2 separate regions of the Homo sapiens genome follow, and region 1 is linked to region 2. A link is an interaction called in ENCODE POLR2A ChIA-PET data of the cell type or tissue named here. Cell type or tissue: A673. All regions are shown on one strand. Each heading gives the region's core, and the rest is flanking DNA. Links, peaks and the distances in the headings are about the cores only. Region 1 overlaps LOC105369350 (a long non-coding RNA gene). Region 2 holds the start of CTSW (cathepsin W).

Evidence for each region. Peaks named below come from ENCODE experiments on the same cell type or tissue, not always from the same donor. Only the 100,000 strongest peaks of a DNase experiment are listed, where the experiment ranks them.
Region 1: POLR2A ChIA-PET joins it to region 2 with 12 read pairs; 18 of 35 experiments call an interaction of 5 or more read pairs at or near these places.

What each region holds. Positions count from the first base shown.
Region 1 is chr11:65,925,819-65,941,159 of GRCh38, forward strand. It overlaps LOC105369350 (a long non-coding RNA gene), which reads right to left. Exons shown (of 3, transcript XR_950212.3): 2 at 12,490-12,661; 3 at 11,974-12,278. Among named protein-coding and RNA genes, the nearest start is that of TSGA10IP, 12 kb to the right of the region's middle. RefSeq lists a cis regulatory region at 2,054-2,619 and enhancers at 2,156-2,585, 2,300-2,594, 11,419-11,943, 15,200-15,341. In A673, for the core only: no CTCF peak of the experiment used is centred there; no DNase peak of the experiment used is centred there.
Region 2 is chr11:65,873,852-65,883,063 of GRCh38, forward strand. It overlaps CTSW (cathepsin W), which reads left to right and starts at 5,986. Exons shown (of 10, transcript NM_001335.4): 1 at 5,986-6,090; 2 at 6,351-6,435; 3 at 7,556-7,669; 4 at 8,324-8,478; 5 at 8,579-8,675; 6 at 8,758-8,838; 7 at 8,928-9,053. The coding sequence starts at 6,004. RefSeq lists a silencer at 1-11. In A673, for the core only: no CTCF peak of the experiment used is centred there; no DNase peak of the experiment used is centred there; H3K27ac peaks cover 42 bases.

The sequences.
Region 1 (15,341 bases), core at 7,038-15,037, 59 kb after region 2:
TAAATGCAGAGTGCTGAGTGACAAATAGTCAAATAGAGAACAAGAAACAAAAAACGCAGACATACATGAGAATCCTTTATACGGCATTTCTGCCACTTACTCTGTTACCTTGGACAAGTGACTTTAAGCTGTCTCTACCTCTGTTTTCTTTTTTCTTTTTCTTTTCATTTTTTTGAGACAATCTCTCTCTCTGTCGCCCAGGCTGGAGTGCAGTGGAGCAGTCTTGGCTCACTGCAACCTCCACCTCCCAGGTTCAAGCGATTCTCCTGCCTCAACCTCCTGAGTAGCTGGGACTACAGGTGCGTGCCGCCATGCCCGGCTAATTTTTGTGTTTTTAGTAGAGACAGGGTTTAGCCATGTTGGCCAGGCTGGTCTCAAATTCCTGATCTCAAGTGATCCGTCAGCCTCGGCCTCCCAAAGTGCTGGGATTACAGGCATGAGCCACCGTGCCTGGCCTGTTTTCTTTTATAAATAAATAAAAGAAAGGCAAGGGAATGGTACTTGTGATCCAGACCCTCCACCACGGGTCTGGTCCCTCCCCTTTTTGGTACAGGGCCTTTGATTAGGGTGGGTCTGGACTTAAACACAGGTGTGTGTGTGGAACAGGGCATGGAGAGGTGAAGTTAACAACCTATCCCGCCACACCTGAGGCCATTCCTTCCAAGTTACAGGGATGCTCGGCTCCAGAACATGGACGAGACCGTATAGATACAAATATATATGTATATGTCTCTATATACACAAATATATGTATTTTTATATGTATATGTGTGTGCCTATATATGTGTGTATATATATGTGTGTGTGTGTATGTGTGTGTATATATATGTACACACATATATATATGTATATATATATTTTTTGAGACATGGGATCTCACTTTGTTGCCCAGGCTGGTCTCAAACTCCTGACCTCAAGTGATCCACCCTCCTCAGCTTCCCAAAGTGCTGGGATTACAGGCATGAGCCACCCCACCTGGCCTCTACCTCTGTTTTCTTTTCTTTTTTTGAGGCGGAGTTTCTCTCTTGTCACCCAGGCTGGAGAGCAGTGGTGCTATCTCGGCTCACCACAACCTCCGCCTCTCAGGTTCAAGCGATTCTCCTGCTTCAGCCTCCCGAGTAGCTGGGATTACAGGCATACGCCACCACACCCGGCTAATTTTGTATTGTTTTTAGTAGAGACAGGGTTTCTTCATGTTGGTCAGGCTGGTTTCAAACTCCTGACTTCAGGTGATCCGCCCGCCTCGGCCCCCCAAAGTGCTGGGATTACAGGCGTGAGCCACCTTGCCCAGCCTATCTCTATTTTCTAATCTGTAAAACGGGGATCATAATAGCACCTCCTTCAGGGACATGTGATGGTTTCATGAGATATGATATGTAAGTCGCTCAGCACAGTGCCTGGCATACAGTAAGCACCCAATAAATGGTGCCTGCTGTTATGGACATTTATGGAAATAAGATCCTGGAAAGCAGATTGGAAGGGCATGTACTAAACAGACAAGGGGATGTCGTGGCTCAAAGCAGCAGGAGTAGGACTGGGATGCAGGGAAGGGGAGAGTCCATTGAAAGGGGAAGCTTTAGGCTGGGTGTGGTGGCTCAAGCCTGTAATCCCAGCACTTTGGGCAGCCAAGGTGGGCGGATCACCTGAGGTTGGGAGTTCCAGACCAGCCTGACCATCATGGAGACACCCCATCTCTACTAAAAATACAAAATTAGCCGGACATGGTGGCGCATGCCTGTAATCCCAGCTACTCGGGAGGCTGAGGCAGGAGAATTGCTTGAACCCGGGAGGCGGAGGTTGCGGTGAGCCAAGATCGTGCCATGGGACTCCAACCTGGGCAACAGGAACGAAACTCCATCTCAAACAAACAAACAAACAAACAAAAAAGAAAAGAAAAGGGAAGCTTTTCAGGGCCCTATGGCTGCATGGAGTGCCCCAAACTAAGGCGCATGTCTGCTTGATTCTATGCACCCTGTGTTGAAAAAACAGAAAAGACATTGTCAGAATGGGCCCAACCTCAGGGGACAGCATCACATAGGGCAGGGTAAAGCATGGCCCTGCAGGATTCATGGGATCATACATTGTCTTCATTCAGTCACTCAAGAAATATTTGCTGAGTACCTACTCTGTGCCGGGCCCTGCTCTGGGCTTGGGGAAGGTGAACTCAGAGAAAACACACAGAGCCTCTGCTCCCTAGCTCAGTCCAGTTGGGGGAAGGGGCAGCAGACTGATGGTAAACAAATAGGTACATTCACGCCTCTCCAGGGGTAGTGGGGAGAGGGGACCCCGAGGAGGCCAGCGTGTTGAAGCCGCAGCAAGCAAGTGGGTGGGCAGGGCCCTGGTTCCTCCAGGGGGGTGCGGCTGCCCTGTTTTTAGCCACAGATGCTCTTCCATTCCAGCCTGGTGCCCAGAGTCGGTTTCACTTTCCTCTTACCCGTTTTCTTAGAGTTTGGTTTCTGTTTTGTGGGTTCCCTGCCCCCCTTCCGCCTTTGTCTGGAGTTGCAGATTAGCCTAGTGGTTCTCAACCCTGGCTACATCTTAGAACCCTGGGGAGCTTTTTTTTCTTTTTTTCTTTTTTTTTTTTTTGAGACAGGGTCTCATTCTGTCTCCCAGACTGGAGTGAAGTGGCGCGATCTTGGCTCACTGCAACCTCTGCCTCCCAGGTTCAAGTGATTCTCCTTTCTGCCTCAGTCTCCCCAGTAGCTGGGGAGGCTACTCGCCACCACGCCTGGCAATTTTTTGTATTTTTAGTAGAGACAAGTTCTCACCATGTTGACCAGGCTGGTCTCAAACTCCTGACCTTAAGTGATCCACCCGCCTCGGCCTCCCAAAGTGCTGGGATTACAGGCCTGAGCCACTGTGCCCGGCCGACCCTGGGGAACTTTAAAATACCCATATCTGGGCCTGTCTTCAGTTAGATCAGAAGCCCTGAAGATGAGCCTTCCCAAACTCTGGTCTCGTCTTCTTAACTCGGTGAGAACAACGGTTGCCCTCCCAGTGCAGTGGTAGGAAAATCACCTATGCAATGTCAGGGCTCCTCCCCTTTATCTTCCGTTTTTCAGGGATCACAGCCCTGAGCTGCCCTTTGTCTAATATCTGAAAACACTTGTTTCCTGTGCTTTGTCCAGTTTCTTAGCTGTTTGTAGAAAAAGGGCAATTTCAGTTCACCTTACTTCCTCAAGGCCAGAACCTAGAGTCCCTCCTCATCCTTTGAACTCCCCAAGTCCTTCACCTGTCCCCTCTCCAAGTTTCTTCCCATGCTCTGGCTGGGATAACTGTGCTTGCAGGTTTCACCTCCACTTCTGGAAAGCGCCCCTCTTGGGGACACAGGGCCTGTCGGATTCACGTCTGTGTCTCCAGGATGTCTCACAGGGCCTGGCACGTGGTAGGTACGTGGTGGGCATGTTTTTGTGCATGGGTCTGCCCTGCCCTTCTTCCTTCAGGCCACCCCAAATCATATCCGTATCCCTAGAGAACTGACGCCCACCCCACTCCAACCAGGTGGCACCTCCAGGACCGCTGGTCAAGATACCCTCCCCACAGCCATTGGTCAGGGGTGGCCGTGAGACTCAAGACAGCACATGTGGCCGGGTGCAATCGCTCACGCCTGTAATCCCAGGACTTTGGAACGCTGAGGCAGGCAGATCACCTGGGATCAGGAGTTCAAGACAAGCCTGGCCAACATGGCAAAACCCCATCTCTACTAAAAATACAAAAATTAGCTGGATGTGGTGGTGGGTGCCTGTAATCCCAGCTACTCAGGAGGCTGAGGCTGCAGAATTGCGAGAACCTGGGCAGTGGAGGTTGTAGTGAGCCGAGATCGCACCACTGCACTCCAGCCTGGGCGATAGAGCAAGACTCCGTTTTTTAAATAAATTACCCAGTTCCAGGTTTTCTGTTATAAGCAACAGAGAATGGGTGAAGACATTTATTTTTATCTTTAATAATGTATTTAGGCCAATTGTATGCTAGAGAGACCTGACTACTACAAGACATCATTGTATGCTTGCCGAATAAATGAAATACCATTGATTAATTTGCAAACCACATTCCCAGTGCACCTGAGGTGGCTTCCAACAAGAACAAGGAAGGTAAAATTTAAAAAACAGAAATGGAGATTCAAGAATGTGGATGGGTGCAGTGGTATACACCCGTGCTACCAGTGGTGCACTCCCAGCTACTCTGGAGGCCCGAGGAGGGAGGATCACTTGAGACCAGGAATGTGAGTCCAGACTGGGCAACATAGCAAGATCTTATCTCTAAAAACAAAAAATTTTAGGCCGGGTGTGGTGGCTCATGCCTGTAATCCCAGCACTTTGGGAGGCTGAGGAGGGCGGATCACGAGGTCAAGAGATCGAGACCATCCTGACCAACATGGTGAAACCCTGTCTCTACTAAAAATACAAAAATTAGCTGGGTGTGGTGGTGCACGCCTGCAGCCCCAGGTACTCGGGAGGCTGAGGCAGCAGAATCTCTTGAACTCGGGAGATGGAGGTTGTAGTGAGCCAAGATCGTGCCACTGCACTCCAGCCTGGTGACAAAGCGAAACTCTATCTGAAAAAAAAAAAAAAAAAAAAAATTTAGGCCACATGGGATGGCTCACACCATAATCCCAGCACTTTGGGAGGCCAAGGCAGGAGGATCACTTGAGGCCAGGAGTTTGATACCAGCCTAGGCAACATAGTGAGACCCTGTCTCTAAAAAAATTATTAAAAAATTTTTTAAATAAAATAATAAAATATAATTAAAAGAGAAAATAAAGATCAGAAACAATAGCATACATATATAAATATGCAACCCATAAAGGCCTGTAAAAGTGCTTTATTAATTCAATATCAAATTTAGTTCTGAGCTTTCTGGCAGCCAAAGCAAAAAACTTTTTTTTTTTTTTCCGGAGAAAACTTCTTCAGTGGAAAGAAATTTTTTCCTAGACTTTAGCTGCAAAAGAACAGTTTCAGATGGGGCCTGCGGTGTGATGTGGTGAAGGCCAATCTCAGCCGCATTCGCACAGCCAAAGCCTGTAATAAGCCTCCCACAATGAGTCCTTGGAGAATGGGTCCAGGCGATTCAGTTGTTCTCATTTGGGCTCGCCTTGACCTCTCAGTGGCTCTTGTCATAGTTGGTCGCTTGCCTCCTCTTTGAAACACTTTCTTCACTTGGATGGGGGCCCTCACTCTCTTGGCAATCTTTTTTTTTTTTTGAGACGGAGTCTCGCACTCTCACCCAGGCTGGAGTGCAGTGGCGCCATCTCGGCTCACTACAAGCTCCGCCTCCCGGGTCCACACCATTCTCCTGCCTCAGCCTCCCGAGTAGCTGGGACTACAGGCGCCCGCCACCACGCATGGCTAATTTTTTTTATTTTTACTAGAGACGGGGTTTCACCGTATGAGCCAGGATGGTCTCGATCTTCTGACCTTGTGATCCGCCGCCTCATCCTCCTAAAGTGCTGGGATTACAGGCGTGAGCCACCGCGCCCGGCCTCTCTTGGCAATCTTCTTCCCCACCGTGGGCTGTGGTCTTGTCTCCATGGCCACATCTCCCTGACCTCTCTTGACCTCTGAATGGTGGTGGGCCCAGGCTCAGACCTCTCCCCTGCCCTCCCTTCCCCTCCCTTCCCCTCCCCTCCCACTTCCTGGATGACAGGCCACTGTTTCCACCCCAGGCCCTCCAGTCTAATTTCTACTCACAGCCAGAGGGAGTGCAGCCATTACATCTTATGCTGCCATTTCCTCATCGTCCTGTGATCACCTAAAGTTACTAAACAAATCTCTATTAAAGTGCCCAGTTTTGTGTAGTGGCCAAATCCCAGAACTTGATTTAGAATGAAGTATTCTTGGGCTGGGCGTGGTAGTACGCACCTGTAGTCCCAGCTGGTCGTGAGGCTGAGGCTGCAGGGATCGCTTGAGTTTGAGGCTGCAGGGACCCAAGATAGCACCACTGCACTCAAGCCTGGGCAACAGAGCGAGAGCTTGTCTCAAAACAAACAAACAAACAAACAAACAAACAAAAAAAACGAACACAGCTTTTTCCACTTCTGGCCATTGCAGCCCCCACTGATAAGGAGTCAGGGAAGTCGGGTCTGCGCCTCTCCCTGGCCCCATTCCCAGGCTTGAGAAGACGCTGCCTTTGGAGAACAGGGAGGGAGGGCAGTGGGTGCAGAGAGTGCATCCTGGATTGACACTGGTGTAAGATGGCATCTCACTCCTTGGGTGGCAGCTGTCTAAAGCTGGCTCCTGCCCTCAGGGGTTTTATGGGCTCCCTTATGTACTACCCCCTTGACTGAAACTCCTGGCAAAGGGGCAGCCCCTCTCTGTTGACTGGCTCTGGTTTTCTTTCAAGTGGCATGCACTACCCCACTCTGTTGCATACCCTGTGCCAGAGAAAACAAGCCCGTGGGGCCAGACCCCTTTTTCCATTCCTGCGGTCCAGTGCCCACTGCAGGTCACCTCCTTTCTGGAGGCCTTTCCTACCAATGACCCACGGGGGTGCCATGACTGCAGGAAGCCCACCTCAAGCGCTCTGGGGGGCTTCCTTGAAGCACTTCTCACCAGATTTGAGGTTAGAAGGCAGCTCCCCAGCTCCACCCCCTGCAGACTCACTGCCATAGCAGCTCTTTCCAAATCAAATCACCGCAAACTGCCCCTTTCAAATCCACCCTCGATCCCTTTATACTCTTGCGGTGGATGAGGGGCTTCGACAGTGGCAACATGGGTTTCTGCTTTCTTTAAAATTTTGCAGTTTGGCCAGGAGCAAGCACTTCACTTTGGCATTTCATATCCATTCCATTCTAGAGCCTCAGTCAAATATTCTTGCACGCTGTTCATCCTTAGGACAAACCCAGAATCCTTTCCCTGGCTCCCAGGCCCCACGTGATCTGACTCTTGAGCACCCCCCCATGGAGGTTTATTTATTTATTTTTTTGAGGCGGAGTCTCACTCTGTCGCCCAGGCTGGAATACAATGACGCGATCTCAGCTTGCTGCAACCTCTGCCTCCCGGGTTCAAGTGATTCTTGAGCCTCAGCCTTCCGAGTAGCTGGGACTACAGGTGTGTGCCACCATACTTGGCTAATTGTTTTGTATTTTTTTAGTAGAGACGGGGTTTCACCATGTTGGCCAGGCTGATCTCAAACCTCTGACCTCAAGCGATCTGCCCAACTCGGCATCCTAAAGTGCTAGGATTACAGGTGTGAGCCACCGTGCCCAGCCCCCCATGGAGGTTTAAAATATCAAAATACCAACCTGGGCACAGTGGCACACACCTGTAGTCCCAGCTACTCAATAGGATCGTTCTAGCCCAGGAATTTGAGTCCAGTCTGAGCAACATAGCAAAACCCCATTTCCAAATAACATAAAATATCAAAATACCAAAAAACATTACAAATAATTGTATGTTGGTAAATATAGAAACTTAAGCAAAGTAAATACCTTTCTGGAAGAATGTGAAATGTCAAAATTGGCACAAAAATATCAAAACTTCAGTAGACCCATAACCAGGAAAGAAAATTGAGTAGCTCATGCCTGTGACCTCAGCACTTTGTTTTATTTTGTTTTTGAGATGGAGTCTCACTCTTATTGCCCAGGCTGGAGTGTGGTGGCGCAATCTCGGCTCACTGCAACCCCTGCCTCCCATTTTCAAGCGATTCTCCTGCCTCAGCCTTCCGAGTAGCTGGGATTAAAGGCGCCAGCCACCACGCCCAGCTAATTTTTTTGTATTTTTAGTAGAGACAGAGTTTCACCACGTTGGCCAGGCTGGTCTCGAACTCCTGACCTCAGGTGATCCACCTGGCTAAGCCTTCCGAAGTGCTGGGATTACAGGTGTGAGCCACTGCACCCGTCCTAACCTCAGCACTTTGGGAGGCTAAGGCAGAAGGATCATTTGAGGCGAGGAATATAAAATCAGCCTGGGAAACATAGCGAGACCCTGTCTCTTGGGAAAACAACAACAACAACAACACTACAATAGGCCGGGCACAGTGGCTCACGCCTATAATCTTAGTACTTTGGGAGGCTAAGGCAGGCAGATCACCTGAGGTTGGGAGTTCGAGACCAGCCTGGCCAACATGGTGAAACTCTGTCTCTACTAAAAATACAAAAATTACCCGGATGTGGTGGCACATGCCTGTAATCCCAGCTACTTGGGAGGCTGAGGCACGAGAATCACTTGAACCTGGGAGGTGGAGGTTGCAGTGAGCCGAGATCACTCTACTGCACTCCAGCCTGGGCGACAGAGCAAGACTCCATCTCAAAAAAAAAAAAAAAAAAAAAACTAAAAGAAAAAGAAACTTGTAATCTGAGACTCCAATGTGAAAAAACCCAATAGAAATGTTTTTATAGGGCAGTTCTACCAGCCTTTGGAGGAACAGATGGTCCTTATCTCACACCAGTTGTTACAGAAGCCAGAAAGAGAGAAGGCTGCCCAATTTCTTGTATGACCCCCGCAAGCCAGATAAAGACAGTATCAGAAAAGTCTGTACACAGAGCATTTCGTTATGGACACAGATGTTAAGCGTAAACTAATAGAATAGAATATAGGAAAATACCCCACCTAGGGATAGGAAAAGAAAGACTCTCAAAATACAAAGCTCTATTCAAAAACATTTATGAGTCTAACTCCATCAAAATTAAAGATTTTTTTTTTACCAGACTTAAAAAAAGATTAAGGATTTCTGGCCAGGCACGGTGGCTCACACCTGTAATCCCAGCACTTTGGGAGGCCAAGGTGGGTGAATCACTTGAGGTCAGGAGTTCGAGGGCAGCCTGGCCAACATGGTGAAACCCCATCTTTACAAAAATTAGCCAGTCGTGGTGGCACATACCTGTAATCCCAGCTACTCGGGAGGCTGAGGCAGGATAATTGTTTTGAACGTGGGTGGTGGAGGTTGCAGTGAGCTGAGATTGCACAACTGCACTCCAGTCTGGGTAACAGAGCGAGAGAGCGAGAATCCGTCTCGAAAAAAAAAAAAAAGTACCAGACCTCATTTTATGACCCCAGGGTTAGTCAAAATTCATAAGGTGAATAATGTCAATGTTTGGTGAGAATGTGGGCAGACAGAAATCCTTGGTCTTCTGTAGGCACATAAACTGACAGCCCTTCTCTCAAGCAATCTGAAATTAGGTGTATGTTTATGCCAAGACCTTACACTCTCAGCCTTGGATAAGTAGGCCAGAGAGATTCTCATTCAGGTGTACAAAGAGGCATGTGCAGCGGTGTTGACCACGGTGTTCTTTGTGAGAACAGGACTTGGGAGCCAGTCTGGCATCCATTGTCAGAAGGATGAATTAAGTAAAGCATACAAAGGGAAACTACGGAACACTATGCAACAGTCAGGATCTACAAGGCTTTTAAAACACAGTGCGGGCCAGGCACAGTGGCTCACGCCTGTATTCCCAGCACTTTGGGAGGCCGAGACGGGCGGATCACCTGAGGTCAGCAGTTCAAGACCAGCCTGGCCAACATGGTGAAACCTGGTCTCTACTAAAAAATAAATACAAAAATTAGCTGGGTATGGTAACGCAAGTCTGTAATCCCAGCTACTTGGGAGGCTGAGGCAGGAGAATTGCTTGAGCCCGGGAGGTGGAGGTTGCAGCGAGCTAAGATTGCACCACTGCACTCCAGCCTGGGCAACAAAGCGAGACTCTGTCTCAAAAAAAAAAAAAATCAAAAAACAAAAAACAAAAACAAAAACCACAGTGTTAGCAGCGGAGGGTGGCATGTGCCCATAATCCCAGATACTTGGGATGCTGAGGCGGGAGGATCTCTTGACCCCAGGAGTTTGAGGCCAGCCTGGGCAATATGAGACCTTGTCTCTAAAAACAAAACGATGGGGCATGGTGATTCATGCCTATAATTCCAGCTTTTTTTTTTTTTTTTTGAGAAGGAGTCTCGCTCTGTTGCCCAGGCTGGAGTGCAGTGGCATGATCTTGGCTCACTACAAGCTCTGCCTCCCGGGTTCACGCCATTCTCTGGCCTGAGCCTCCCGAGTAGCTGGGACTACAGGCGCCCGCCACCATGCCCGGCTAATTTTTTGTATTTTTAGTAGAGACGGGGTTTCACCATGTTAGCTAAGATGGTCTCAATCTCCTGACCTCGTGATCCTCCCTCTTCGGCCTCCCAAAGTGCTGGGATTACAGGCGTGAGCCACCGCGCCCAGCCTAATTCCAGCTTTTATTTATTTATTTATTTATTTCTGAGATGGAGTCTTGTTCTGTCACCCAGGCTGGAGTGCAGTAGTGTGATCTCAGCTAGCTGCAACCTCTGCCTGGGTTCAAGTGATTCTCCTGCTTCAGCCTCCTGAGTTAGCTGGGACTACAGGTGTGTGCCACCATGCCCGACTAATTTTTGTATTTTTAGTAGAGACGGGATTTCACAGTGATGGCCAGGCTTGTCTTGAACTCCTGACCTCAAGTAATCCACCTGCCTCGGCCTCCCAAAGTGCTGGGATTACATGCATAAGCCACCTTGCCCAGCCTGATTCTAGCATTTTGAGTAGGCTTAAGCGGGAGGAGTCCTTGAGGCCAGGAGTTCAAGATTAGCCTAGGCAGCATAGTGAGACCTCTGTCTCTCCAAAACTAATTTTTTTTTAAAGTAGCCAGGCATGGTGGCACATGCCTGTAGTCCAAGCTACTCAGGACGTTGTGGTTGTGGTAGAGGATCACCTGAGCCCAGGAGTTCGAGGCTGCAGTGAGCTATAATCACACCACTGCACTCCAGCCTGGGTGACAGAGTGAGGCCTTATCTCTAGAAAATAAAATAAATTTTAAAAACCCTAAAGCACAGTTTTGAAGGAAACGAGTAAGGAACAAAAATGAGATCAATACTGCTTATGCAAATTAAATACATACAATACCATTTATTTATTTTTATACTTAGTTTTATTTTTTATGTTTTTCTTGAGACAGGGTTTCACTCTGTCACCCAGACTGGAGTGCAGTGGTGTGATCATAGCTCATTGCAGCCTCAACCTCCTGGGCGCAGGTGATCCTCCCGCCTCAGCCTCCCGAGTAGCTGGAACTACAGGGACACGCCACCATGCCCAGCTAATTTCTTTGTATATTTTTGTGGAGCTGGGGTTTCACCATGTTTCTCAGGCTGGTCTCCAACTCCTGAACTCCAGCAATCCACCTACCTTGACCTCCCAAAGTGCTGGGATTACAGGCGTGAGCCACTGCACCCGGACCACAATACCACTTACATAAACAAAAAATACATACACACAAAAATGATAAAAGCTTCACAATGATCCGTTAACATCTTTCTTTCTTTCTTTTTCTTTCTTTCTTTCTTTCTCTCTCTCTTTCTTTCTTTCTCTCTTTATTTATTTATTTTTTTCAGAGTCTTGCTCTGTTGCCCAGGCTACAATGCAGTGGCATGTTCTCAGCTCACTGCAACATCTGCCTCCCATGTTCAAGCAATTCTCCTGCCTCAACCTCCTGAGTAGCTGGGATTACAGGCACGTGCCACCACGCCTGGCTAATTTTTGTATTTTTAGTAGAGATGGGGTTTCACCATGTTGGCCAGGCTGGTTTCGAACACCTGACCTCAAGTGATCCACCTGCCTCGGCCACCCAAAGTGCTGGGATTACAGGCATGAGTCACCACGCCCAGCCTATTCACATTTAAATAGGATGGAGCGGGGATCAAAGATGAAGAAGAAAATACAAAGGCAAAACAAGAGTCGCATTGCATCCATTGATGCTTTTTGTATGCTGTGAAATAAGGAATACAATAAACTCAGCTATCTGCTCCCCAGGACTAATGCAGAAGAGAAATGTGCAAAGGACATGGACAGGAATTCACAGAGGTAGCACAAATGGTCCATGGAGATAGGAAAATACTTGAACCTCACAAATAATGAAGGTGTGGAGACAAAAATGACCCCATCTTAGACGTGAATCCGCCATGCTGACTTCTGAATAGCTGCAGTCCCGTGAATACCTCCTGATTCCTACTCTATTTACTGCCCTTAGCATAAGACTATGTCCACCTTGATGTTATCACACCAATTATAGGCTATAACGTATGCAGATTCTTGCCTGTTCTGGAGGGCTGCCTTTAATTGTCTTGCACAGAACACTCATACCCTTTCCCTATGGTACATAAGCCTTGGCTCTAGGATGACAGGCACGGAGATCTGTTTGTCTCGTGGCTGCCCAAGACCAAGCTTGTCTGTAAGGTCACCCAAATAAATCACCCTGTACCAGCAAACTGGATTTGTCTGCCTTGTTCTTTGGTTTCTCTGCTCCTTCAGCATTCGGGAGCTGCCTTGCATATCTGGCCCTTTCATGAAAGAGAAGAGAATACAAGTTATTGCAACAATGCAATAATAGCTTTTCATCTATCAGATTAGCAAAGTGAAAATTATAATTGCTGGTGAGGGTATAAATACTGTTGATGGAAATCTATAATGATTGAGCCTTTAGGGGGAATAATTAGGCACCATCAAGATCTAAATGGCTTAGAGCTAGCTAGTTTGCTTATAGAACATTACCTTGCAGAAATCTCAAGACACATTTCCAGGGATGTCCGCAGCTGCAGTGTCTGGAGTGAGGACGCAAGCGGAAGCAGTCCCGGTGTTTGACAAAAGGACACAGGTGATGTACATTAGGTGGGTCAGACAGCCAAACAGTGATGATGGTAAAGACTGGGTGGCTCTGTATGTCCTGACATGGAAAGAATATAACATTCTAGTAGGCAAAACCAGGATGATCTCATTTTTGTTGAAAAATATGTATATGTAGGTTTGTATACACACACACACACACACACACACACACACACACACACACGTCTATCTCTAAAATCACAAGATATTCAAATGGTACACTGGCTCAGGTCTTGGTTTTGCATCGGAGGCCAAGGACAAAGCAATAGCCCCAGGGCCCTGCATTGCTAATCAGGTGCCAGGCCCCCTTGCAGTGAGGACAGGACACTCCTGACCTCAAGTGATCCACCCACCTCAGCCTCCCAAAGTGCTGGGATTACAGGCGTGAGCCACCGCGCCCGGCCCAGACTAGACATTTCAATTTCAATTTCTGAGGCTGTTCTTAGTGATCAGAGGACTTTTCACTACCTGAGGTGACTTGAGAAGTCATAGTGCCTGCTCACGTCTTATCCAGGCCTGGGAACGGCTTGGCCCAAGGGGGAGTGGGTGGGTGGAAAAGGATGCAGCTGTCTCTGTCCGAATGCTGCACCCCGCCTTGCTCAGGGTGTCAGTTCCACATTTGTTTGTGCTCACAGGGGAAAAACACGGGCCAAATACACACCCAAAAGTTAACAGCAGTTCTACTGCACAGATTTAATTTTTTTTTAGACAGAGTTTTACTCTTGTTGCCCAGGCTGGAGTGCAGTGGTACGATCTCGGCTCACTGCAACCTCTGCCTCCCTGATTCAAGCGATTCTCCTGCCTGAGCCTCCCAAAGTAGCTGGGATTACAGGCGCCTGCCACCACACCCTGGTAATTTTTTTGTATTTTTAGCTGAGACGGGGTTTCATCATGTTGACCAGGCTGGTCTCGAACTCCTGACCTCAGGTGATCCACCTGCCTCAGCCTCCCAAAGTGCTGGGATTACAGCTGTGAGCCACTGCACCTGGTCATATTTAAATTTTTGACAGTGTGCATATATTACTTCTATTATCTGAAGAACCAATAAAGATGTTTTCTATCTGTACATGTATTTATTATTTTATTGTATTGTATTTCATTTTATTTTATTTTATTTTATTTTATTTTTTGAGACAGTCTCATTCTGTTGCCCAGGCTGGAGTGCAGTGGTGTGATCTTGGCTCACTGCAGCCTCCACCCCCTGGGTTCAAGCAATTCTCCCATCTCAGCCTCCCGAGTAGCTGGGACTACAGGCATGCACCTCCATGCCCGGCTAATTTTTTTGTATTTTAAGTAGAGACAGGGTTTATCCATGTTGCTTGGGCTGGTCTCAAACTCCGGTGCTCAAGCCATCCTCCTGCCTCAGACTCTCAAAGTGCTGGGATTACAGGCGTGAGCCACTACTCCAGGCTCCCATTGCAGGTTTTAAGCAGAAGTCTTTAAAAAATGGCCCAAGCTGGCCGGGCTCGGTGGCTTACGCCTGTAATCCCAGCACTTTGGGAGGCAGAGGCGGGTGGATCATGAGGTCAGGAGATCGAGACCATCCTGGCTAACACAGTGAAACCCCGCCTCTACTAAAAATACAAAAAATTAGCCGGGCATGGTGGCGGGCGCCTGTAGTCCCAGCTACTCGGGAGGCTGAGGCAGGAGAATGGCGTCAACCCAGGAGGCGGAGCTTGCAGTGAGCCGAGATTGCGCCACTGCACTCCAGCCTGGACGACAGAACAAGAGACTCCATCTCAAAAAAAAAAAAAATGGCCCAGGCTGCTGGGTTGGGAATTGACCATGAAGAAGCAGAAAGTCTATGTAGAAGACAACGGATGTTGAGAATGCTCCAAATAGCTGGTGGTAAGCGTTCAGATTCTGAATGCACTTTGAAATCAGGAACAACTGTTGGATAGGACATAGCATTTCAGAGAGAGAAAAGCCTAGGCTTTTGGTTCGAGAAACTAGAAGGATAGCATAGTCACTAGGCCAAGATGGAGAGGGCTGTGGGGAGGGTCAGGGAGTCAGTTTCAGAGTTGTTGAATGTGAGATGCCTGTTAGACACCTAGATGGAGCAGTGGACTGGGTCATTCGAGTTTGGGAGGCAGGACTCACCTTCTGAGCTTGAGGGAGATGTCTGGACTACAGATAAAAGTGGGGTTCATTGTCTGATAGATTTTATTTAAAATGAGCCTGTCATGCCTGTAATCCCAGCACTTTGGGAGTCTGAAGCAGGAAGATCTCTTGAGCCCAGGGGTTCAAGACCAGCCTGTGCAACATGGCTAGACGTTGTCTCTACAAAAAATACAAAAAATCAGCTGGGCATGGTGGTGCACACCTTTAGTTCCAGCTGCTCAGGAGGCTGAGGCGGGAGTGTCACTTGAGCCCAGGAGGTCGAGGCTGCAGTGAGCCATGATCACGCAACTGCACTCCAGTCAGTCTAGGTGACAGAGTGAGACCTTGTCTCAAAAAAAAAAAAAAACAACCAAAAACCCAAAAACACAAAACCATGGTCCTGGTGAGTCCAGTAAAAGAGGAGCTGTGGCCGGGCGTGGTGGCTCATGCCTGTAATCTCAGCACTTTGGAGGCCGAGGCGGGCGGATCACGAGGTTAGGAGTTCGAGACCAGCCTGGCCAACATAGCGAAACCCCGTCTCTACTAAAAATACAAAAATTAGCCAGGCATGGTGGTTTGCGCCTGTAGTCCCAGCTACTTCGGAGGTTGAGGCAGGAGAATCACTTGAACCTGGGAGG
Region 2 (9,212 bases), core at 289-8,288:
TCCCGCGGCGAGCGCCTGGGGCTCAGGTGAACTGCGCAGTGCCCGCTCCTCGCCACTCTGCCACCACCATCCCTCCCAGCTGCTGGGGCAGAAGGTTAAATAATAGCTCTTTAGGGGCCGGACGCGGTGGCTCAAGCCTGTAATCCCAGCACTTTGAGAGGCCGAGGCAGGTGGATCACCTGAGGTCAGGAGTTCGAGACCAGTCTGGACAACATGGTGAAACCCCGTCTCTACTAAAAATATAAAAATTAGCCAGGCGTGGTGGCGCGTGCCTGTAGTCGCAGCTACTCAGGAGCCTGAGGCAGGAGAATCACCTGAACTCGGGAGGTGGAGGTTGCAGAGAGCCCAGATCACACTGCTGCACTCCATGGGTGACAGAGGGAGACTCCATCTTAAAATAATAATAATAATAATAGGCCCGACGCGGTGGCTCACGCCTGTAACCCCAACACTTTGGGAGGCCAAGGTGGGCAGATCACAAGGTCAGGAGTTCAAGACCAGCCTGGCCAACATGGTGAAACCCTGTCTTTACAAAAACACAAAGAAATTAGCTGGTGTAGTGGCACGTGCCTCTAATCCCAGCTACTCGGGAGTCTGAGGCAGAATAATCTCTTAAACCCGGGAGGCAGTTGTTGCAATGAGCCGAGATTGTGCCATTGCACTCCAGCCTGGGCGACAGAGCGAGACTCCATCTCAAAAATAGTAATAATAATAATAGCTCTTTAAAACGAGAAAGACAGTAACAAGTGTTGGCAAAGATACGGAGAAACTGGAGCCCTCATGCACTGTTGGTGGACAATGGTCTGGCAGTTCCTCAAAATGTTATCACATGACCTGACAATTTCACTCCTAGGTATACATACCTAGGATAATTGAAAAGATATGTACACACACACAAATCTGTACGCAGCGTTTATAGCTGCACTATATATAAGAGCCAAATGCAGAAACAACACAAAAGCCGTCAACTGATGAATAACAAGATGCAGTACATCCACACAGTCGAACATTATTCAGCCATAAAAACTAATGAAGTACTGATGCATGCCACAATATAGGTGAATTCTTTTTTTTTTTTTTTTTTTTAATTGAGACGGAGTCTTGCTCTGTCGCCCAGGCTGGAGTGCAGTGGCGCCATCTCGGCTCACTGCCAGCTCCGCTTCCTGGGTTCACGCCATTCTCCTGCCTCAGCCTCCTGAGTAGCTGGGACTACAGGCACCCGCCACCAGGCCCGGCTAATTTTTTGTATTTTTAGTAGAGATGGGGTTTCACCGTGTTAGCCAGGATGGTCTCAATCTCCTGACCTTGTGATCCGCCTACCTTGGCCTCCCAAAGTGCTGGGATTACAGGCGTGAGCCACCGCGCCCGGCCAATATAGGTGAATTCTTGAAACTACTATGTGAAGTGAAAGAAGCCAGACACAAAAAGCCACATATTCCATTTATTTTTTATTTTTTTTAGATGGAGTTTCGCTCTTGTTGCCCAGGCTGGAGTGCAATGGCATGATCTCAGCTCACCACAATCTCTGCCTCCTGGGTTCAAGCAATTCTCCTACCTCAGGCTCCGGAATGGCTGGGATTACAGGTGCCTGCCACCACACCTGGCTAATTTTGTATTTTTAGCCGAGATGGGGTTTCACCATATTGGTCAGGCTGGTCTCGAACTCCCGACCTCAGGTGATCCACCCACCCTGGCCTCCCAAAGTGCTTGGATTACAGGCGTGAGCCACCGTGCCTGGCCCACGTATTCCATTTATATGAAATAACCAGAATAGGCAAACCCAGAAAAACAGAAAGTAGATTAATGGTTGCCAGAGGAAGGTGGGGAATGGGGAGTGTCTGCTAATGGGGTCTGGGTTTTCTTTGGGATAATGAAAATATTCTAACACTAGATAGTAGTGATGGTCACACAACTATGCAAACATACAAAAACCCACTGAATTGTACACTTCAAAAAAGTGAATTTTCTTTGGGAGGCCGAGGCGGGTGGATCATGAGGTTAGGAGATCAAGACCATCCTGGCTAAGACAGTGAAACCCCATCTCTACTAAACAAATTAGCCTGGCGTGGTGGCAGGCGCCTGTAGTCCCAGCTAATCGGGAGGCTGAGGCTGGAGAACGGCGTGAACCTGGGAGGTGGAGCTTGCAGTGAGCCGAGATCGCGCCACTGCACTCCAGCCTGGACGACAAAGTGAGACTCTGTCTCAAAAAAAAAAATGTGAGTTTTATAGTATGTAATAATACCACAATAGGCCAGGCACGGTGGCTCACGCCCGTAATCCCAGCACTTTAGGAGGCCAAGGTGGGTGGATCACCTAAGGTCAGGAATTCCAGACCAACTTGGCCAACATGACAAAACCCCATCTCTACTAAAAACACAAAAATTAGCGGGCTATGGGGGCGAACGCCTGTAGTCCCAGCTACTCAGGAGGCTGAGGCAGGAGAATCACTTGAACCGGAGAGGTGGAGTTTGCAGTAAGCCAAGATCGTGCCACTGCACTCCAGCCTGGGCAACAGAGCAAGACTCTGTCTCAAAAAAAGGAAATATAAAAAAAGGCAGGAAAGGGGTGCTGCTATCACCCCATTTCACAGATAGGGAGGCTGAGAGACTTGTCCCAGGTGAAGGATGGGACTTGCACTCATGTCCCACGGACTTCAAGACTCGCTGGGCTCCTTGCCCCATATTAGAGCATTAAGGACCCGCCCTGCAAACACCCACTCTGTGCCAGCCACAGTGGTGGGTGCTCCACTAAGTATCTTCCACTCAAGCCTCAGCCTGAGAATTGTCATTGCCAATTAGAGATGAAGACATGAGGCCCAGGGGGGATGACTTAGTGCACAGCTGGTGCACAACCTAGACCTGAACCTCCATCTTTGCACTATCCAGCCCGAGTGAGCCTTCCACTTGGAGTTGCCTCCTCAGAATGCCTCCCTCGTCCTCTGCACCCCCAGTGACTTTCCCTGCCTTCGCCTGCTCTGCACTGGGTCCCTTTCAAGGTCCCAGACACCACTGGATCAGTGTCTCCCTCCTACCAAGCAGGGAGCTCCTCTCAGGCAGTGAGGCCCCTGTGCCCATGGCCCAGCCCTTACTGGGTACCAGCTGGGATCTGCAGAGTAGGCAGTTGAATGAACAAATGAGTGAGTGGGTGGAGGAAGTTCATTGATTCACTCAACAAATGTTTTCTCGGCCGGGTGCAGTGGCTCACGCCTGTAATCCCAGCACTTTGGGAGGCCAAGGCAGGTGGATTGCTTGAGGTCAGGAGTTTGAGACCAGCCTGACCAACATGGTGAAACCCTGTCTCTACTAAAAATACAAAAAGATTACCCCAGCATGGTGGTGCACACCTGTAGCCCTAGTTACTTGGGAGGCTGAGGCAGGAGAATTGCTGGAACCCGGGAGGCAGAGGTTGCGGTGAGCCGAGATCGTGACACTGCACTCCAGGCTGGGCGACAGAGTGAGACTCTGTCTCAAAAAAACAAAGCAAAACAAAACAAACAATGTTTACTGAGTGGCCACTGTGAAGCAGATGCTGTGGTGCTAGCCAGGGACACAGCACTGACCAAAAACAGACCCAAACCTCCTGGCCTCAGGAGCTCTAGTTCAAGGGAAGGGAGGAGAGGATCAAAGGGAAGGCCACTGGGCCCCACACCTCCAGTTCCTTTTCCCCGTGGCCTCCCACATCCCCTACCATCACAAGAGGCCCACACTGGGACCTCCACCTCTGAGGGCTGACATGGAGCCTTAACTATCAGTCACACACAGGACAAGACTGGCTGGGGCCCATAACTGGGCTCTAGAACCACAGGGCCAGGCACCACTCTGGGGATGGTCTGTCCACTGCATTTCAATAAAGGCAGCAGCATGCTTTTCAGATAGAGAAGCCCCTTGGTTTACTCTCTGGGCAGGGTGACAAAGTGTGGCCTCACGACTCTGGGAGGAATCCTAATAAAGAAACATGGTAGGCCGGGCGTGGTGGCTCACGCCTGTAATCCCAGCACTTTGGGAGGCCGAGGCGAGCGGATCACGAGGTCAAGAGATCAAGACCATCCTGGCTAACATGGTGAAACCCTGTCTCTACTAAAAAATACAAAAAATTAGCCGGGCGTGGTGGCGGGTGCCTGTAGTCCCAGCTACTCGGGAGGCCGAGGCAGGAGAATGGCGTGAACCCAGGAGGTGGAGGTTCCAGTGAGCCGAGATCGCACCACTGCACTCCAGCCTGGGCGACAGAGCGAGACTCCGTCTCAAAAAAACAAACAAAAAAAAGAAACGCAGTAGTGAGCATGTAAGTGAATAAATCCCAGGATTATAGCTGTCCTGTCTCCCACCCCATGGAACCCTAGAAAGCCAGCTCTTCACACCCTTCTCTGGTCTTGGTCACCAGTTCTCAGCCTGAACTCCTATAGGGGAGGTCCCCAGCCCAAGGACCCACTTAGAACAAAGGCAGCAGTAACGGGTGTTAATGCTGCTGCCCAGCCCTTGACCTCACAAGTCAGGCTTTGGCCTCCCTCCGTCTGTGATGCTCACCCTGTTATCCTTCTGGCTCTTCAGCCCCCTCATCCTCATCCCTAGACCGTGGGAGGGATGAGGAACGGGAGGCACTGGCTGCAGTTGCTGCTCCCGGACTCTGACTCTGCGCTTTCCTGTTTTGTTTTGTTTTTTGAGATGGAGTTTCACTTTTGTTGCCCAGGCTGGAGTGTAATGGTGCGATCTCGGCTCACTGCAACCTCCACCTCTCAGGTTCAAGTGATTCTTGTGCCTCAGCCTCCCGAGTAACTGGGATTATAGGCGCCCGCCACCATGCCCAGCTGCTTTTTTGTATTTTTAGTAGAGACAGGGTTTCACCATGTTGGCCAGGCTGGTCTCCAACTCCTGACCTCAGGTGATCCACCCGCCTCGGCCTCCCAAAGTGCTGGGATTACAAGCGTGAGCCACCGTGCCTGGCCTGGTTTTGTTTTTTTGACACAGGATCTTGGACCCACGCTGGAGTGCAGAGGCATGATCATAGCTCACTGCAGCCTTAATCTTCCAGGCTCAAGCAATCCCACTGGCCTCAGCCTCCCCAGTAGCTGGGACTACAGGAGAGCACCACCATGCTTGGCTAACTTTTTTTTTTTTAAGTAGAGATGAAGCCTTGCTCAGTTGTCCAAGTTTGTCTCCAACTCCTGAGCTCAAATGATTCTCCTACCTTGGCCTCCCAAAGTGATGAGATTACAGGCATGAGCCATTATGCCCGGCCTGCTTTCCTGTTTAAAACTCATGATGATCAATTGTTCAGTCAACAAACACCTAGCGAGCCTGACTCATGCCTAGCCCTATCCTGGGAACCGAGGACACCGAGGACACAAGCGAACTGAACACTTCTGGTGTGGTTGGAGGCAGATGCCCAATGGGCACAGGTGCAGCTGGGCTGAAGGGGCTGCAAAGCTTCTACCAGAGGTTGGGGAAGCAGGGAAGGCTTCTTGAAAGAGGCGGCCATTGAGCTGACTGAGCTTCATAGGATGAGCAAGAGTGGTTCCCTTGGCTGGGCGCAGTGGCTCATGCCTGTTATCCCAGCACTTTGGGAGGCTGAGGCAGGTGGATCACCTGAGGTCAGGAGTTGGAGACCAGCCTGACCAACATGGTGAAATGCTGTCTCTACTGAAAATACAAAAAATTCGCTGGGCATGGTGGTGCATGCCTGTAGTCCCAGCTAGTCGGGAGGCTGAGGCAGGAGAATTGCTTGAACCCGGGAGGTGGAGGTTGCAGTGAGCCGAGATCATGCCACTGCACTCCAACCTGGGTGGAAAAAAAAAAGAAAGAAAGAAAGAAAGAAAAAGGGGTGGGATGGGGAGCAGACAGGCAGGGACTGAAAGCCTGAAGGCCTGAGCAACTTGTGGGTTCTAGGGGTCCACCCTCCACCCACCAAGCCTGTCTTCCCCTTCGTGGTTTCTCCAGCCCCACCCTCACACCGTCCTCCTCGATCTGCGCGGCTTCCTGCCTCCATGCCACTCCAGACTGCACCGGCATGGCACTGACTGCCCACCCCTCCTGCCTCCTGGCCCTGTTGGTGGCAGGCCTAGCCCAAGGCATCAGAGGCCCCCTTAGGGCCCAGGTAAGTGCTCCCAAACCCTTACCTATGCCAGTCCCACGCCTGGGGTCACCCCTTCAGAAACAGCTGGCCTGTCATTCTCATTTTTCAGAGGGAGTTGCTGAGGCTGGAGAGGGGGCTGACGTGCCCAAGGGCACATGGGAAGACAGAAAAGGCTAACTGGCTGACCCCTAGCCCAGTCCTTGCACGGCTGGGAACTAAGGTGGGGCCCCAGCAATGATTCCTCTGCCCACTGCCCCTCTCCACCCTTGGTTCCTTGCCAGGACCTAGGTCCCCAGCCGCTAGAGCTGAAAGAGGCCTTCAAGTTGTTCCAGATCCAGTTCAACCGGAGTTACCTGAGCCCAGAAGGTATCACAGGGCACATACATCTCCAGTCCAAGCCCCCACTTTTTTTTTTTTTGAGACGGAGTTTCACTCTTGTTGACCAGGCTGGAGTGCAATGGTGTCATCTTGGCTCACTGCAACCTCCACCTCCCGGGTTCAAGCGATTCTCCTGCTTCAGCCTCTGAGTAGCTGGGATTACAGGCATGCGCCACCACACTTGGCTAACCTTTACATTTTTAGTAGAGATGGGGTTTGACCATGTTGGCCAGGCTGGTCTTGAACTCCTGACATCAGGTGATCCGCCTGCCTCGGCCTCCCAAAGGGCTGGGATTACAGGTGTAAGCCACGGAGCCCAGCCATCCCGCTTTGTAATAGATGAAGAAATCGAAGCTCAGGGTGGGGAACAGGCATGGCCAAGGCCACTCAGCAGGACAGGCCAGGGCTGGGGGTGTGTTCCCTGGTTTCCCGAAGGCATGAGTGGGTCCAGGATCATTCTTTGCTATGGATCTGGAGGGCAGTGGCAGGAGGTGGGGTCCTGCCCTAGTCCTACGTGATCCCCTGGCTCCACAGCCACTTCCCTGCGATTCTAGGCAGTGGACAGGGGGCCACCACCTAGTCATTTGCTCATTCAGCAAACACCCAAGGACACCCATTTTGTCCCCACATTGGGGACTTCTTCTCTAGCCCATGATCTAACCCCTGCCCCTGCCCTCTCGCTGTGCTGATCTCTCTAGGGGGCTGATCTGTGTGTGCCTTTTAGCCCAGACTGCCTGTGCCTTGTCATCTCCTCTCCCTGCCATGTTCCAGCTCTCCTCCTGTGGTCAGAGGTGTAAAGGACGTGGCCTGGCAGGAAGCTGGTCTCCAGCCACACATCCTTGAGTCACCACCACCGGACCCCTTGCCTGGCTTCCCACCTAGGGTGGCCAGAGATGGTCCTCTGGCTGCCTCTGGGGAAAACCCAACCCTCGGTGGGCTGGGTAACCACTTCCTGGGCCTGGGTATCTGCAGTGGGGCCTTGTGGGGGCTACAGGAAAGGAGCCAGTGCTCAACTGGGTGGGTGTGGGTGGAAGGGTGCCCAGCCAGCGGCTACTTCCTGCCCCTAAGGGCTTGGGAGTCAGCCTAGGACAACTCCCTTTTGGTCCAGAGCATGCTCACCGCCTGGACATCTTTGCCCACAACCTGGCCCAGGCTCAGAGGCTGCAGGAGGAGGACTTGGGCACAGCTGAGTTTGGGGTGACTCCATTCAGTGACCTCACAGGTACCATTAACCCTTCTGGCTCGTAGGTGGTGGTTGGGAAGCGATCTCCCCAGGGACACTGGCAGCTGGACCCAGCGGACCTTCAATTTTTACTTCCCAGGGAAGGAAATTCATTTCCCTGAGGACCAGGGGCTTGGGTGCTGGTATCAAATCACCCAGTGCAGGGGCAGAATCTCTGCAGTCCTGTGTCCTAATCCAGCCTAGGGGCCAGCGCAGCAGCTGCAGGGAAGCACCCAGCAGGGAGCCCAGCCTCTCTAGGCTTGGCACCCTTGCCTTTTTGAGACAGGGTCTTGCTCTGTTGTCCAGGCTGCAGTACAATAGTGCAATCACAGCTCACTCAGCCTCCACCTCCTAGACTCAAGCAATTCCCCCGACCCCTCAGCCTTCTAAGTAGCTGGGGCTACAAGCCCGCACAACCACGCCCAGCTAATTTTTCTACTTTTTGTGGAGATGGGGTCTCGGACTCCTGACCTCAAGTGATCCACCCACCTTGGCCTCCCAAAGTGCTGGGATTATAGGTGTGAGCCACCACGCCCGGCCTATCCTTGCCTTTTTGCCCCTCAGGGAATTATGGGACCAACAGCTGGAGTGGGAGAGGCAGAACAGGGAGAAGGGGTCAAAATGGAGACCTCAGTGGCCCTGTCTGTTCCCCAGAGGAGGAGTTTGGCCAGCTCTATGGCTATCGGAGGGCAGCTGGAGGGGTCCCCAGCATGGGCAGAGAAATAAGGTCTGAAGAGCCAGAGGAGTCAGTACCTTTCAGCTGTGACTGGCGGAAGGTGGCCAGCGCCATCTCACCCATCAAGGACCAGGTATCTGCCGCTACCCAGCTGGCTCTAATTCAGCTAAGTGGTGGGAGGGAGAGGGGCACGGCCCGAACACCTAGCCCCGCCCCACCCTCTCGCCCTCCAGAAAAACTGCAACTGCTGCTGGGCCATGGCAGCGGCAGGCAACATAGAGACCCTGTGGCGCATCAGTTTCTGGGATTTTGTGGATGTCTCCGTGCAGGGTAGGGTTGGGAGAGGGTGCGCGTGTGACAGGGGAGGGAGGCCTAGGGGCCTGGTCACCCACACTGTCCCTTCTTGCACCAGAACTGCTGGACTGTGGCCGCTGTGGGGATGGCTGCCACGGTGGCTTCGTCTGGGACGCGTTCATAACTGTCCTCAACAACAGTGAGTGCACTGCCCCGCCACTCTGGACATCTGCAGGGGGACAGGGTGGGCAGGAGCGGAACCTCCTCCCTTGTCTTGCTTATCTGCAGGCGGCCTGGCCAGTGAAAAGGACTACCCGTTCCAGGGCAAAGTCAGAGCCCACAGGTGCCACCCCAAGAAGTACCAGAAGGTGGCCTGGATCCAGGACTTCATCATGCTGCAGAACAACGAGCACAGTGCGGGCAGGGCAGGGACACGGGCGGATGGCAGGGACAGACACCGGGGCAGAGGCAGACACGCTGGGCTACTGGGCTAGAAGACAAGAGGGGGTGGGGGGAGCGAAGGAGCGAGAGACCCACACACCCACATGCCAAGGGTCTGATGATGTTCCTGTC